Linked DNA regions of Homo sapiens: region 1 is linked to region 2. Evidence: chromatin loops called from intact Hi-C (ENCODE). Cell type or tissue: endothelial cell of umbilical vein. All regions are shown on one strand.

Region 1 (8,000 bases), 380 kb before region 2:
CACACCTTGGCCTCCAAAAGTGCTGGGATTACTGGGATTACAGGTGTGAGCCACCGCCCCCAGCCTGCTAATTATTTTAATAGTAACCTTCTTTTTTTTTTTTTTTTTTTTTTTTGGAGACAAGGTCTTGCTCTGTGGCCCAGGCTGGAGTGCAGTGCTGCTCCATCATTCAGGGCTCAAGTGATCCTCCCATCTCAGCCTCCCAAGTAGCTAGGCCTGCAGGTATGCACAACCACACCCAGTTAATTTTTTTATTTAGTAAGTGATTTTTTAACCATTAACTCCATAAATTTTGACAGTGGTAATTTCCCCCAAAATGCTAAACATCATTTTTCCACTTATCTTTAATAAGCCATGTAAGAAAATTCACCTAAAAGGCACAAAAAATAAATGTAATCAATTTAATTACACAACAGATAAAGCAATTTCTGCCTCTTCTTTTAAACATATTTGACCCTTTCTAAAATGGATTATAATCATGTCATTTATCCTCCAAACAGGAAACTGAGAAATACTTACATGTTCCATTTATATTAAGACCACAAGTCCTGTGCACATATTTCTAAGTATAATAGCAAATAATATTTTATTTACCTTTTCAACTTGGAGTATCTCCTAAAGTTTCTCAATATCCTTCATTTCTCCCAATATTACACAATGTCCTAAACTTTAAAAATAAATTCTGCCATACAAGTGCCTAAAACATTAAAATTTAAATATTTTCACCAAAGAAGTAAAATATAATGGATATTAACTGTGATATAAAGAAAGGAAAATCATTAGATGCTAGTTTTAGCATCTAATTTCACCAGTCCACAGGTACAAATGCTCAGAAAATGATAAACAGAGATAATTCTTACTATCACTATGATTTATGAGCTTACATTAGCCATACTCTACTTGTCAAACTCTAACATAGTTACCTCTGCTCTGAACATTTCAGGATTCTAGTTAAAGATACATAGTTTCCTTCCACTGTCCCTTTGCTTACAGTTGGAACAGATTTTCTGCAAGCCACATATAAGGCACATGCTAACCAATGAAGATCATTTCCCTGTAAAAGAAAAGAAAATTGATTTTTAGTTAAAAAGCTACATATAAATATTTCAATATTTTTAAAAGTATGTTTAAATTGAAAGTGTTGTTTATATTTTTGTGGGAAACTTAGTTTCAATGATGACCCTATCTCATACGCTCTTTTTTTTTTTTTTTTTTTTTTTTTTTTTGAGATGGAATCTTGCTCTGTCACCCAGGCTGGAGTGCAGTGGCGCAATCTTGGCTCACTGCAACCTCCACCTCCCAGGTTCAAGCACTCCTCCTACCTCAGCCTCCCAAGTAGCTGGGACTACAGAAGTGCGCCACCATACCTGGCTAATTTTTGTATTTTTTGTAGAGACAGGGTTTTGTCATGTTGCCCAGGCTGGTCTTGAACTCCTGGCCTCAAGTGATCCATCCGCCTTGGCCTTCCAAAGTGCTGGGATTACAGGTGTGAGCCACTGTACCCAGCCCCGTAGGCTCTTCTTATAATGTGACATTAACATTATTCCACTGAGAGGTAGAGAGGGTTCCCTCACCTTGGACCTGGGCAAGGGTCTGCGTTCCCTCACACTGATTAACTGTCTCTATCAATAATTGCAGAGGTAGAAGTGAAACTATGTAATTCTAAAAGATTATACAAGGCAGTATAGATTCCACTTGGTTCTCTCTCTTAGGACATGTGCCTTCGGAGTCCTGAACCAACATGTAAGAATTTAGCTACCCTGGATCACCATGCTGGTGAGACCACATGGAACAAACATACAGAGATGCCCAACGAGCTCCAGCTGTGCCAGTACCTAGTTGCTCAAGTCTTCCAGGTGAGGTACCAGTCATTTTGACGCAGAAACATGACATCCACACTGTCCCCAGCCTGAATTCCTTACTCACAGAACCTGTGACCAAAACAAATTGCTTTCTGCCCCTAAGTTTTAAGGCAATTTGCTATATAGCCATAGTAATGCAAACAATATTATTGTTTATTTTTATTTATTTTTTATTTTTTTTGAGATGGAGTCTCACTGTGTCACCCAGGCTGGAGTACAGTGGCTCCATCTTGGCTCACTCCAAGCTCTGCCTCCCAGGTTCACACCATTCTCCTGCCTCAGCCTCCTGAGTAGCTGGGACTACAGGTGCCCACCACCACGCTCAGCTAATTTTTTGTATTTTTAGTAGAGACTGGGTTTCAATGTGTTAGCCAGGATGGTCTTGATCTCCTGACCTCGTGACTCGCCCACCTAGACCTCCCAAAGTGCTGGGATTACAGGCGTGAGCCCCTGCGCCTGGCCTATTGTTTATATTTTTAATCTTGCTCAAAATCTAGAAAAGTGATAGAAATACAAAATTAAGCTTGAATGGATATTCAGCCACTAATTTTATACCTAATCAAAACACATACATGAATACATAAAATTTATTTGTATAACCAAATGAGACTATTGTGGATCCACTACCAGATATCATTCAAAAATAATAATTTTTAAGGCATTGTTTGTAAAAGATCGTCACAATTCTTTTTACTCAAGAAGTGATACAACTTTCCTCTCCCTATAAAAGCGAGGAAGGATGGAAGATGTCCTTTAGCTTCAATGTATTCATTACTGGTCTAAATGAAAATGAGAAGAACTGGAAATTCTTCCTTTTTTCACATTTACACATAGACTGTCTTACAAACCCACTTATATGTATCAATAGCATAGATGTTCTTTTGTAAAAAAAAAAAAAACAGCCAAGATCTGTGTATCACATATATCTCTGGGAGATGGTTTCATAATATTCTTGATTTATGATGTAAAAGCAAATTTAGATGCATAACTACTGCATTTCTCTACTATATCAATATCTCTTAGAAAGCATAAAGTTAAGTCGGTCACAGCATTATCCTCTGCTTCAATAAAGGGTTTAAAAGATAATCTATAATGTTCTATTTTGGCTCTAGAAAATTCACAACTACTTGGATGGTGGAGGGAGAAAAAAAAAAAGAAAAAAAATAGAAAGTTTACAACTATATCGTTCCTAAAAAGAAGAATTAGTCTTGTGAGAATTTTACAGTGCTTAGATGACAAAATGGAGCGCGAAGCTCTTTTAAATAATTTATGCAAAGAGTAGACTCTGTGCCTAGTTTATCTTTGGTCCTAAAAAATATATGTTGAAAATTCCATAATACTAAAAAAGTTATCCTCAAAATTAACATCTCATGGTCACATCTTCTAGGGTCAAATAGATCTGGTTTCAAATTCCGGCTCTGCCATACAGTAGCTATAACACAGTGGGGAAATTACTTAACAGTCTCAGAGGCTGCATTTTCTTGGCTGAGGACTGTGAGAATGAGTTACAGGTTAAAAATGCACAGAAAATACAAGAAATCAAGTTAAAATTCCATAACCAGTATTCTGTATTAAACATCATAAGAGCTTTATTTTCCCTTGCACTCCCATGAGAATGACATCCCATATTGTCACAGCGTACCTCACTGTAAGCCCCACAAGAGCAGGTTTGCTGCTCTATATCCAGCACCTAGAACAATGTGTAGCAAGTAATAGGTGCTCAAGAAATATTTGATGAATATTTTACTGAGTAAATCATTTACTGAATAAACTGGGCTAAGAAGCTGAAACTAAAGTCTCAGTAATCAAAAGAATTGAGTAATCAAACATGTTTTCAAAAATAATTTACTAACCAGCTATTACGTGATACTTGCTCATGTATCACTAGACTTCATACAACTTAACTGCTATGAGTTGAAATACCTCAAATAAATGGCGATAATGCTTGTTCTATCTGATTTACAGGATTATCTTGAGGGTAAAATAAGAGCTTGTTTGGAAGCCTTTAAGGCCATTTACCAAAAAAAAACCCAAAAAACAAAAAACAACATAAAAAGCCAACCAGTCCTTCTCTTTGCCAGACTACAGAAAGGCACTGAGAGATGAATAGGAACATAGCTTACTCAGCCAGATCATGTAAATATACAAAGAGCTTAGTAAACTTGAAAACACTGTCCATATGGGTGCTTTATGTGCCAGAAACTACATTATTGCCTTATTTAATCTTCAGAACAGCTCTGTGAGGTAAACACAAATATCTCCAGTTTAGAGATCACCATACTGAACTTTTCCAGCGGTTTCAGGTCTGTCGGGTTCTAAAGCCACCATACACTATCTTCTGCAGACCTAACAATTCAAAGAGGGAACTAGTAATTGAATTAAAATTCTATTAATGCAAATACAAATTAAAAATAACCTCACTCATCAGTACACATAGCCAAAAACATCATATTTAAATAATACCTTGGTTAGGCTTTGCATCCTGGACCTATTTGCCCGACTCTTTCTACAAATTAATTATAAAACGACTTGAGAAATCAAATGGCCTCAGGTTTAAATGCCACACACACAGTCAAACAGCTGATAAACAATCCGTACTTCCGTGTCACTTCCCATTGGCCCATGAAGGGGAGGTGCATACAAAGCTGACACTCACTGGCTAGAATGGCCATTTTTCTCATCTGCAAGCCCTGTCCGAAGGCTGCGACCTAACACACCCGGATCGCAACAACAACAGGAGTCCTGTGCAATGCCCGGGGTGACCAAAAAGCCCTCGAGGTAGCCACAGTCCTGATCCTAGTGACAAATGGGGGCATGTGTCTACATCCGGGTCGGCGGAGGGCTCATTTCATCTGGCCTGGGGGGAAATGAGTATTAATTTGTTTACACAGACGTAAACACAGCCCAAAACGCATCAGCACGTTGACTCAAACGCCCGCAACGCCAGGGCAAAGGCAATTTGGTTAACAGGGGGAAGCGAACAGACGGAGACGCCTGGAGACCCAGGTGCCACAACCCGGTTAATCGCGGTGCAAATAAGGGCAAGTCCCCTCCCCTTGTCCGTGTGGTCTTGACAACGACACTAGTTCATTCTACTAACAAGGCGGGCGGGGGGTCAGATGGGCCACACACACCCATTTTCCTCAACGGGACCCCAGCGCGATCTCAGCCTTGCTGTGCTACTTTAGGGCAAGACGCGTTCCCCATTCGGAAGCCGCAGGAAAGCGCGGCGAGAGCGGGTTAGCCCTCGGAGCGGCTAAGAGCCTCGGAATAGCGCAGAGGAAGTCCCCACCCCTCTCGGGGCTGGGAGCCCGCAACCCGCCCGAGAGTCTCTCGAGGCGCGCGACGCGGCTCGGAAGGCACCGGTTCACGCCAACTAGGCCGGAAGCGCCCCTCCGCCCGCGAGCGCACCTCCAGCGTGTAGCTTTCGCTCATGCTGCGGTAGCTGTCCCAGGCCTCGGCCCGCGCCGCCTCGTCCATGTTGAGGCGGCTGCACAGCTCGTCGAACCGCTGCTGGATCTGAGGGGTGGGCGACTCGGCAGGCGGCGCGGCGTCTTCCGCCTCGCCGTCGTCCTCCTCCTCCTCATCCGAGGCTGCCGCCGCCGGAGGGGGAGGCGGGGGCGGTGGCGACTGGTCACCTCCCGACGGCATAGCGCACCCCTGGGCGGCCGGACCTCAGGTGAGGTGAGGGCCCGGGCCCGCAGCCATTCAAACGGCGAAGCGCCCGCCCGTCCGCCGCCCGCACCGCGCCTGCGCCGCCGCAAACGACGCTGACCGCCTGCAGGCACCCGTAGTCTTGAGCACGGGCTGCTGGGAAACGTAGTCCAGGCCGGCGGTTCAAGGGGGCCAAAAATCATGTTTAAAAAAATTAGCTCCCCTAGTTTCACCAGGGGTGAAATAAAAGCACCTTCCCCGCATTTTAAACACGTACCTCCCCACCGTGAGAACATTCAACAGGGCTGTACTGACGAGAAAATGTCCAAAAGACACTGACGTGTGAAGGTTTCGTATCCAGGCTGTTCCCAGAAGTAAAACTTCCTCATCGCCTGGATATCCTTATCTAAAAAATAGGGATAATAGCAAGGGCCTGTCTCTGTACGTTCACGAAACTGCCTTTGCAAAAATCCTAACAGTGAGAAAGTTATGACAGTGCAAGGGATCTGACCTAAATGACTCCACGCTTCTCACTTCCGAGCTGCCCTTGTTCATTCCTGGGCGAAGACCTAACTAACTACAGGAGGAATTTAATTTCTAATTTCACTTTGAAACAAAGATTGTAACAGTCCTTTCCAAAAACAAACCCCATTCTTGCCTGGGGATCAGTCTGCCTTTGTAGAACTAACAAATTAGCCACAAGATTAGAAATTATGATTTAGGAGGCTTGCAGCCAGAGGCTATAAGATTCCTGACCTCCCCAATTGCTCTCAGGGATAACATCACTATTGTAAAACCTAAGATTGGTGCTGGAGATACTTTTCAGACCGCGCATTCCGATGCACTAGCTGGCGCCACTCAGACCATAATCTGGCTCAACAAGTTCTGCAATTCCACTCAGTAACAGAAGACAGCAAGAGCCCACTTCAACCCCCTGTGATTTCACCTCCCACCTGACAAATTAGCATTCGCCAATCCCTGGCCCCCTACCCGCCAAGTCATTCTTTAAAAACCCCAGTCTCCGAATTTTCTGGTAGGCTGATTTGAATAACCAAACTCCTGTCTGCCGTTCAGCTGGCTCTGCGTGAATTAAACTTTTTTTTTTTTTTTGAGACAGAGTCTGGCTCTGTTGCCCAGGCTGGAGTGTAGTGGCACGATCTCGGCTCACTGCAACCTCCGCCTCCTGGGTTCAAGCGATTCTCCTGCCTCAGCCTCCTGAGTATCTGGGATTACAGGTGTGCGCCACCGCACCCAGCTAATTTTTGTATTTTCAGTACAGGCAGGGTTTCACCATGTTGGCCAGGCTGGTCTCGAACTCCTGACCTCAAGTGATCCACCCACCTCGGCCTCCCAAAGTTCTGGGATTACAGGCGTGAGCCACCGTGCCCAGCCAATTCATTTTATTTCCAATTCTCCTTTCTTTATTTTAATTTTTTAAATTGCCAATCCTTGATTTATAAATGGGCTTGATATAAAACATTTTCCAGATTGAGGAGCAATCTGAGGATTGAGCAATTTGAGGATTCAGAAGGCATTACTGTTTTGCTATTTTTGTTTTGCTTGGTGGGATATGTAAACTGACAGAGGGAAAAGTGCTGGGACAAAAGTAGGGGCTTATGGAAGGTATAATGACAGGCGGGAGGACAGGAAATGGAACTCTGAAGATAGGAGAAAATCAGGTAGACAGGTAACAGGATATTTCAGGAACAATTTTGAGACAATGGAACCCTCTTAAGAAAACCTTAGTAAAATTCACAGTAATCAGCAATGCTTTTGGAGTTGGCTAAGTGATGAGTCTCAAGGTGACTATGGGGCAAGAACAGAAGTTGAACACAAATGGTTTAGAAGTATCTTAAGTATATAGGCTGGACGTTGTGGATCACACCTGTAAATCCAGCACTTTGGGAGGTCAAGGTGGGAGGACTGCTTGAGTACAGGAGTTCGAGACCAGCCTGGGCGACATAGTGAAACCCTGTCTCTACAAAAAATAGAAAAATTAACCCAGAGTGGTGGTACACGCCTGTAATCCTAGCTACTTGGGAGACTGAGGTGGGAGGAACGCCTAAGCCTGGGGAGTCTGCAGTGAACTGTGACCATGCCACTACAGCTTGGGCAACAGAGACCCTGTCTCAAAAAAATAATAATAAATAATTTGGCAAGGCGCGGTGGCTCACGCCTGTAATCCCTACACTTTGGGAGGCCAAGGCGGGCAGATCACTTAAGGTTAGGAGTTTAAGACCAGCCTGGCAAACATTGTGAAACCCCATTTCTACTAAAAATACAAAAAATTAGCCAGGAGTGGTGGCTGGTGCCAGTAATCCCAGCTACTCAGGAGGCTGAGGCAGGAGAATTGCTGGAACCCAGGAGGCAAAGACTGCAGTTAGCTGGGATCATGCCACTGCACTCCAGCCTGGGCGACAGAGCAACTCCATCTCAATAAATAAATAAATTAATAAATAATAAGTGTATTAAAATCTTAGTATT
Region 2 (8,000 bases):
TTCTCATCAACATTACAAGAAACGACGTTACTTGGACTTACTGTACGTCATTTCGCTTAAAGTTGCAGTTTCTAAGAACCTAACGAGGACATTAATTGAGAATTTACTGCAGTTGCAACTGAAACCCTATGGTCCATAAAGCTCAAAATATTTACTCTCTGGACCTTTACAGAAAAAGTTTGCTGATGCCTGTTCACGGTCATTATCCTGCAGAGACAAGAGGCAGATTGAGGCCTGGCTGCCCCATGAGTGGGGAGGCCGATGCCCAGACCTAGTATTTGGGGGCAGTTTGAATCAGAACCTCACATTTCCTTTTGCCACATCTTTATGACCATGGTCATTACTCCCACCCTCTGCAAGTACCTAAGACTCTTTCACAGAGGAATTCATGTCTTTATACCAGTAATATTTTTTGACTAAATTTTTTTTCCATTTTTCTTGTTGTTAAAGATAGAGGTGGGGGTCTCACTATGTTGCCCAGGCTAGTCTTGAACTCTTGGCCTCAAGCATTCCTCCCACTTCTGCTTCCCAAAGTGCTGGGATTACAGGCATATGCCACTGTGCCCAGCCACCAGAAATATTTTTCTTTTTTAAAGGACATGAGAAATTTTCTTCTCCACACCCTGCCACTATCCCACGTGGTTTCATCGACGCTTGATCACTTTCACCACCACTTAGTTACTGATTTCTCCCCAGAACAAACCAAACCTCCAGCCCACGTCCTGAGATTTCTGATCAATACCCAAATGTTGGCCAGGTAAGGTAGATCATGCTTGTAATCTCAGTGCTTTGAGAGGCCAAGGCAGGAGAAACACTTGAGTCTAGGAGTTGGAGACCAGCCTAGGCAACACAGTAAGACCCTACTTAAAAAATTAGCTGGGCATGATGGTGTGCACCTGTAGCCCCAGCTACTTGGCTGGGTGGGAGGATCCCTCGAGCTCAGGAGGTTGAGGCTGCAGTAGCTATGATCATACCACTACAGGAGGCATGGGTGACAGAGCAAGACCCTGTGTCTTAAAAACAACAACAAAAGAAACCAAAAACCAACAAAACAAAACAAAACAAAAAACCCAAATGTCTGGTCAACATTAGATTAAGTTGGAGGGTGGGGGGTGTTGCTGCTTACCAGCAGTGCAACTTTGGGCAAGTCATTTAACAGCATGGAACGTCAATTTCATCATCTCTCAAAGGCGGAAATGATCCTGTCCAACCTGCCAGGATTACCGTGCTAATCGGATGAAATGAGAGCTGCCCACAAGACACTGAGCCGCCTGGCCCCAGCCTCTCTCCCTTTCACCACCACACTCCCTGCCCACTGGCTCTCCTTGAGTCCCCTGGCCTTGCCAAGCTCTTGGCTATCTCTGTACATGCTGACCTTTCTGCCAGAAACATCTTTTTCTAACCCCACCTTCTGCCTGGCAGATCAATGCATAACCTTTGTTTATGTGTGTTTCTGTTTAAAGATACCTTATAGGCCAGGTGCTGTGGCTTGAGCCTGTAATCCTAGCACTTTGGAGGCCAAAGTGGGTGATCACCTGAGGTCGGGAGCTCGAGACCAGCCTGGGCAACATGGTGAAACCTCGTCTCTACTAAAAATACAAAAATTAGCTGGGCGTGGTGGCATGTGCCTGTAGTACCAGCTACATGGGAGGCTGAGGCAGGAGAATCGCTTGAACTCCAGAGGTGGAGACTGCAGTGAGCTGACATCGTGCCACTGCACTCCAGCCTGGGAGACAGAGTGAGACTCCATCTCAAAAAAACAAAAACAAAGACAAAAGACACCTTATTTGATATATATTGTTGATATATATACATATTATTCATTAACACTGAACTCAGCCAACTGCACTATAACTCATGCCTGAACGAAGCTTACCTAACAGACAAGCTTTCTCTGTAAGGCACATCGCAGCCTTCTCATACTTAGGAACACTAGACAGCACGTCAACTGTACACTTGGGGCCATTTCAAACAGCGACATCACAAACAAAAACACACAAACATGCAAAAAATGTGGCACTAAGTACACCACAAAAGGGACACTTGTTTATAGCACAAGAGCTGAAACCAGAAAGCAGCGTGTCCTCCTGTTTGCCCTTGGCTGGAAATGTGCACGTTGGGTGACTCAACTTTTTCACTATTCTACGTGCATCCATATATGACTGTGAAAGTGTCATGGATATTGATTTGGAAGTTACGCAGACATTATTTTTCTTTTTTCTTTCTTTTTTTTTTTTGAGATGGAGTTTCGCTGTTGTTGCCCAGGCTGGAGTACAATGGCGTGATCTTGGCTCACTGCAACTTCCACCTCCCAGGTTCAAGCAATTCTCCTGCCTCAGCCTCCCAAGCAGCTGGGATTACGGGCTCTTGCCACCACGCCCAGCTAATTTTTTGAATTTTTAGTAGAGACGGGGTTTTGCCATGTTGGCCAGGCTGGTCTCGAACTCTTGACCTCAGGTATCCACCCACCTCGGCCTCCCAAAGTGCTGGGATTACAGGCATGAGCCACTGCACCCGGCCTTTTTTCCTCTTTTTTTTTTTAAATGAGCCAAGGTCTCTCTATGCTGTCCAGGCTGGTCTCAAACTCCTTAGCTCAAGTGATTAGGCTGGTGTCAAACTCCTAAATTCAAACTCCTAACCTCACACCTCAGTCTCCCAAAGTGCTGGGATTACAGGTGTGAGCCACCACACCCGGCCACAAACATATTTTTTTAAAAATTCTTTAATTATATAATTTTTAAAATAAAGATATAGGGTCTTACTGTGTTACCCAGGCTGATCTGGAACTCCTAGCCTCAAGTAATCTTTCTGCCTCAGCTTCCCAAAGTACTGGGATTATATGCATGAGCCACCATGCCTGGCCACAAACAAATTTTTTTTAAGAATTATTCAATGTGTATAATTTTTAAGCAAACAGGGCCTTGCTCTGTTGCACAGGCTGATCTGAAACTCCTAGCCTCAAGCGATCCTCCTGCCTCAGCCTCTCAAAGTGCTGGGATTACAGGGAAGAATTTGCAAATTTAGAACTTGTGAATAATGAGAATCTACTGCACTTTCTTCCTGTTTCTCTCATTCGGGGCTGGCTGAATTCTGTCTTACTCATATTTTATCTCTAGCATCTGGAAAACTGCCTGGCCCACAGTAGGCTCTCAATAATAAATGTATTTCCAATGAGCGAATGAGTCAATTCAGTGGAAGTGCTCAGCTCACAGCAGTGATAGCTAGTGTTTGTGAAGACACACCACGCGCCTGCCCCGTGCACGCTGTCCTGGTCAACAAGGGAAACAGCAGAGTATTGTTCTTTTGCACCTGAGCTCAAGAGCAGACTGCCTGGGTTCAAATATGGGACATGCTTCTTATTAATTAATTATATAACTTCGAGCAAGATCATTGGCCTCTCTGAGCCTCAGTTTCCTTGGCTATCAAATGCAGTATTCATAGTTCTACCGTGGAAGTTATGGTCAGGAGTCTAACTTGGCCCTGCACAGAAAGCCTCTAGCATAGGGTGAACCCTTAGTAAACAGTAGCTTTTATTGTGAATAATTCCCAAGGCAACCCGATTTTCACACCCATTTTGCAGATACAAAAACTGAAGCTGAGGATGGTTCAGTGAGTTTCCAAGGTCACAAAGGAAGGGCTGCCTATGGGGGGGAATCTATGCCCATGTTAGTAACACTGCTGTTATATAAACATAAGGGGTCAGCGGGGCGCAGCGGCTCATGCCTATAATCCCAGCACTTTGGGAGGCCGAGGCTGGAGAATGGCTTGAGCCTAGGAGTTTGAGACCATCCTGGGGAATATAGTGAGGCCCTATCTCTATAAAACAAACAAACATAAGGGCTCATTTTTACTAGTTGTAAAAGGGCCCTTTTACTAGTTGTAAAAAAGGCTCGTTATAAGGCCTCTCACTGCCTAATCAGCTAGGTTTGCCAAAATGAGGAAGACAGCTCCAGCCAGTCTCCTGATCTTCTCTGGGATCAGGGTGGGGAGGAACCCCCTTCCTACCCATAAACCCCTAAGAGTCTTCGCTCACATTCCACACTGGTGTCTTTCTGTTCCTTGTCCACTTTCGAGTTCAACCCTTTCAGAACCAGCCCTACTGTGGGGGGTGGGGGATGGTTAGTTTGTTATCTTGGGTTTGACAGTACAAAGGCAGAGGCATTTCCTGCTTAAAAGGCACATGAGAAAGGAGGAGGAGGGCGAACTGGAGGAATAGGAGGAGGAGGGAATCATCAGCATTCTGGGTTAGAACAAACAAATGTCCTCCGTTTTTCTCCAACTCCTTAGATCAAGGGTCCTCAAATTTGGCTGCCAGCTGGAATCTCTTGCAAACATTTTAATACCCAGATGTCCAGTCCCCCACCCAGACCAATCACATCTGAGTCTCTGGGGGGGGGCGGGGGTGGAACTAGGGCATCGGTATTTTTTTAATGCTTCCCAAGCAACGCCAACGGGCAGACAAGTTTAAGAAGTGGTGCTCTGGACCTTATCAGCACTCGGCTGCCACCCTGGAGTGGCTCTGGGCGACAGTGGCTGCTTTCCGCTTCGAGGACGCCCGGCTTGGGGATTCGGGCATGCTCTGGGAGGCGAGGGCTGGGGAGGATGCGAGCGTGCCAGCGACCTGGTGCTCTGCCTTGCTCTAGGCCCAGCTCCGAGGCTGCGGGTCTCTGGGTCCCCCCCACGGCTACAACACGTGCTGCCGCCCCGACTCCTCCGGTTATCTCTGCAGACCGCAAGCGGTGCCCAGCGGCCGCCCCGCTGTCCACCCCGACCTCAGAGGCTCCAGGGAGACGCCCGGGGCTCAGGAATCCTACCTTGGCTGCCGGCGCTGCCCTCCAGTCCCCGGAATCCTGGGACTCAGGTTCGAGCTGTCGCTGTCGCTGTCGCTGCGCCTGTGAAGCGCCCACTAGAGCGCAGGCGCCACCTAGTGGGCGCGGGGCGGCTGCGCAGGGACCGCGCTGGCAGGCGGGAGCGCAGTCCAGGGCGGAAATGCAGCCAGGGCTTCTTCCCACGTGGGCGGTTTTCCAGCGCGCCGCCAGCCCTGTGGCCAGATCCGGCCTGGGGCGGGACCACCTTCACCCGCTGCGGGGCACTGGGATCTAAACTTGGTGAACTTTCTCTTGGGGCACGGAGGGACCCCTCGGCCTGGTATCCATCCTCCGGTTTTCCGGGCTGAGCACAAGGATCTTTCCCTTCATCCAGCAGCTTTCAGTGCACCCCACCTTTGGCACTGCTTCTCTTTTAAATGTGCTGGGACCATCCGAGGCTGGGGTTCTCTCCAACCCAGGGAGGCCCTTCGCCTATCAGCAACCATTTTTTCCTGCCACCCCCTAAACCGTCCCTGAATGAGAGAAACAGCCTGCTCTGCTGGCTTGCTCTACAGAGGCCAGGACTGGTGGAGGATGGGTGTGTGCCAGCGACCTCGTGCTCTGCTCTGCTGGAAGGCCTTCTCTGAGCAGTGGAAGGGGAAGGGGCGGCTTAAGGGAATTGTGTTTTTTGTTTTTTGTTTTGTTTTGTTTTGTTTTTGTAGAGACAAGGTCTCTCTATGTTGCCCTGGTGGCTCTTGAACTCCTGGTCTCAAGCGATCCTCTCACCTGCAGCCTCCCAAAGCACTGGGATTACCGGAGTAAACTATGGCTCCCAGCTGCCTGGTATTCTTTCAATGAAGACATGCCAAAACGCTTACAAATATGGTGGACATTTAATGGTTTATATTTCATTTATGTCTTCATTTAACAACGATTAACTGAGCACCTACTATGTGCCACTTTTCTACAATCAAGGGATACAATGAAGAACAAAACACAAAAATCTCTGCTTTTGTTGAATTCACATTTAATGTAACACATGAATACTTTTAACACACCCAACGATCTAATGCAAAGCGATTGAGCTCGTTGTGAGATAAGTAGAGGATTTATTAAAAATATCTATATTTAGGGCCAGGCACCGTAGCTCACGCCTGTAATCCCAGCACTTTGGAAGGCTGAGGCAAGAGGATCGCTTGAGGTCAGGAGTTTGAGACCAGCCTAGCCAACATGGCAAAACCCAGTCTCTACAAAAAATACAAAAATTAGCCGGGCGTGGTGGCAGGAGCCTGTAATCCCAACTACTCCAAGGCTGAGGTGGGAGAATCCCTTGAACCCGGAAGGAGGAGGTTGCAGTGAGCTGAGATCGCACCACTGCACTCCAGCCTGGGTGACAGAGTGAGACTCTGCCTCAAAATCAATCAATCAATCAATCAATCAATCTATGTTTAGGGCGCCAAGGGCAGACATTCCTGGTGATGGATATAAGCATTACAGAGTTCTATGGGAACGTCTTCACGTTTTCTTGTAATCCTGGCAGTTTATCTCTGTGGCAACATTTGGAGATAATGCCTTCAGTGGAAATTTCAGGTGATTTGTGAAAGTTAGGCCTGCAATCCTCCTTTCCCCCTCCCCCCGGCCCCCACTCTGCTCCCCCAGGACGCTCTGTCATTGTTCTAGCCCAGTGTGAGTTTGTGTGTGAGTGTGTGCCTATTTAACCTTTGGACTCTCTGTACTGGTGTAATCTGGTCAAAGTGAATATCAAGGGCAGAGGAGGACAAGGAGGAGCAGGAGGAGAAGGAGGATGAGGAGCAGGAGGAGGAGCAGGAGGAGGAGGAGCAGGAGAAAGGAGGAGAAGCAGGAGCAGGAGGAAGAGGAGCAGGAGAAGAAGGAGCAGAAGGAGGAGGAGCAGGAGGAGGAGAAGGAGGAGGAGCAGGTGGAGGAGGAGGAGCAGGAGGAGGAGAAGCAGGAGGAGCAGAAGGAGAGGAGGAGCAGGAAGAGGAGGAGAAAGAGCAGGAGGAAGAAGAGGAGGAGAAGCAGGAGGAGGAGGAGGAAGAGCAGGAGGAGGAGGAAGAGCAGGAGGAGGAGCAGGAGGAGGAGGAGAAGGAGCAGGAGGAAGAGGAGGAGAAGCAGGAGCAGGGGGAGGAGGAGGAGGCAGAGCAGGAGGAGGAGCAGGAGGAGGAGGAGGAGGTGTCATCTGTGGACAATACCTGGAAGGGCAAGGGGTGGTGGGTGTCACTAAAAGGAACCAGCCCCAGCTACTTCACTGCAGGCTGGTGCCCTGGTGAAGGTGAATCAGTCAGAGGAGTGCTGACTGCCCATGGTAAGTACCAGCTGCCAGACAATTTCCCATTCTTTCACTTTAAAGTGTCTGAGTCATGTCCAGACCATTCTTGCCCCATCTTTGCAACAGCTCCCTCCCCACCACTGTGCCCCAAAGCATGCCTGGGCAAAGTCCTAGATTACAACCTCTGGATTCTGGCATCACCTGATGAGATTAAGTCTTCCTAGTGACTTTCTCTTCTGAGTTCTCCTGGCATTTTTCTCATTCTGCTAATCACAGTGTTTCTGGAAACTGCAGAGTTATCAACAGATCTGTTTTCTCCATGGAAAACAGGAGTTTTGGTAGGCTGAAGTATGTAAATAACAATAATAAAATATTTATAACGTGTTAGACACTAACAGTTTTCTTTAAGAGATGGGGTCTTGTTCTGTCATCCAGGTGATCATTGTTCATTGCAGCCACAAATTCGAGCTCAAGGGATCTTCCCACCTCAGACTCCCAAGTAGCTGGGACTGCAGGCATGTGCCACCATGCCTGGCTAATTTTTAAATTTTAATTTCTTTTTTTTTTAAGAGATGGGGTTTATTGTTTTTTTTTTTTTTTATGTTGCTCAGGCTGGTCTAGAACTCCTAGCATCAAGCATTTCTCCCACCCCAACCTCCTAAGTAGCTGGGATTATAGACACAAGCTGCCATACCTGGCTCATGCACTAAGGATTTTAGATTGACAATTTAGTTTAATCTTCACAGTAATCCTACAAAGTAGGCACTGTTACTCTCCCCACTTTCTCAGCGAAGAAACTGAGACTTGCGATGTTTAAGTAACTTGCCCTAGGTAGAGGAGTTAGCAAGTAATGTACCCAGAACGTGAATCTGGATTATCTTATTCCAAGGCACATGCCCTGAACA

What was found. Peaks named below come from ENCODE experiments on the same cell type or tissue, not always from the same donor. Only the 100,000 strongest peaks of a DNase experiment are listed, where the experiment ranks them.
Region 1: a loop joins it to region 2, with 2.8 times the contacts of the local background. A loop is called at or near these places in 13 of 110 quality-filtered maps.

Annotation. Positions count from the first base shown.
Region 1 is chr16:53,432,070-53,440,069 of GRCh38, reverse strand. It overlaps RBL2 (RB transcriptional corepressor like 2), which reads right to left and starts at 5,599. Exons shown (of 22, transcript NM_005611.4): 1 at 5,274-5,599; 2 at 924-1,054. The coding sequence starts at 5,513. RefSeq lists an enhancer at 4,605-4,714 and a silencer at 5,325-5,544. In endothelial cell of umbilical vein, no CTCF peak of the experiment used is centred here; DNase peaks (open chromatin) are centred at 4,519, 5,149 and 5,619; H3K4me3 peaks cover 1,997 bases; H3K27ac peaks cover 1,868 bases.
Region 2 is chr16:53,051,892-53,059,891 of GRCh38, reverse strand. It overlaps CHD9NB (CHD9 neighbor), which reads left to right and starts at 6,995. Exons shown (of 3, transcript NM_001396020.1): 1 at 6,995-7,131. It overlaps CHD9 (chromodomain helicase DNA binding protein 9), which reads right to left and starts at 4,901. Exons shown (of 39, transcript NM_001308319.2): 1 at 4,815-4,901. RefSeq lists enhancers at 1,814-1,863, 4,514-4,563, 4,076-4,607. In endothelial cell of umbilical vein, a CTCF peak has its summit at 4,926 (motif pointing left); DNase peaks (open chromatin) are centred at 3,151, 4,111, 4,791 and 7,161; H3K4me3 peaks cover 1,305 bases; H3K27ac peaks cover 2,477 bases.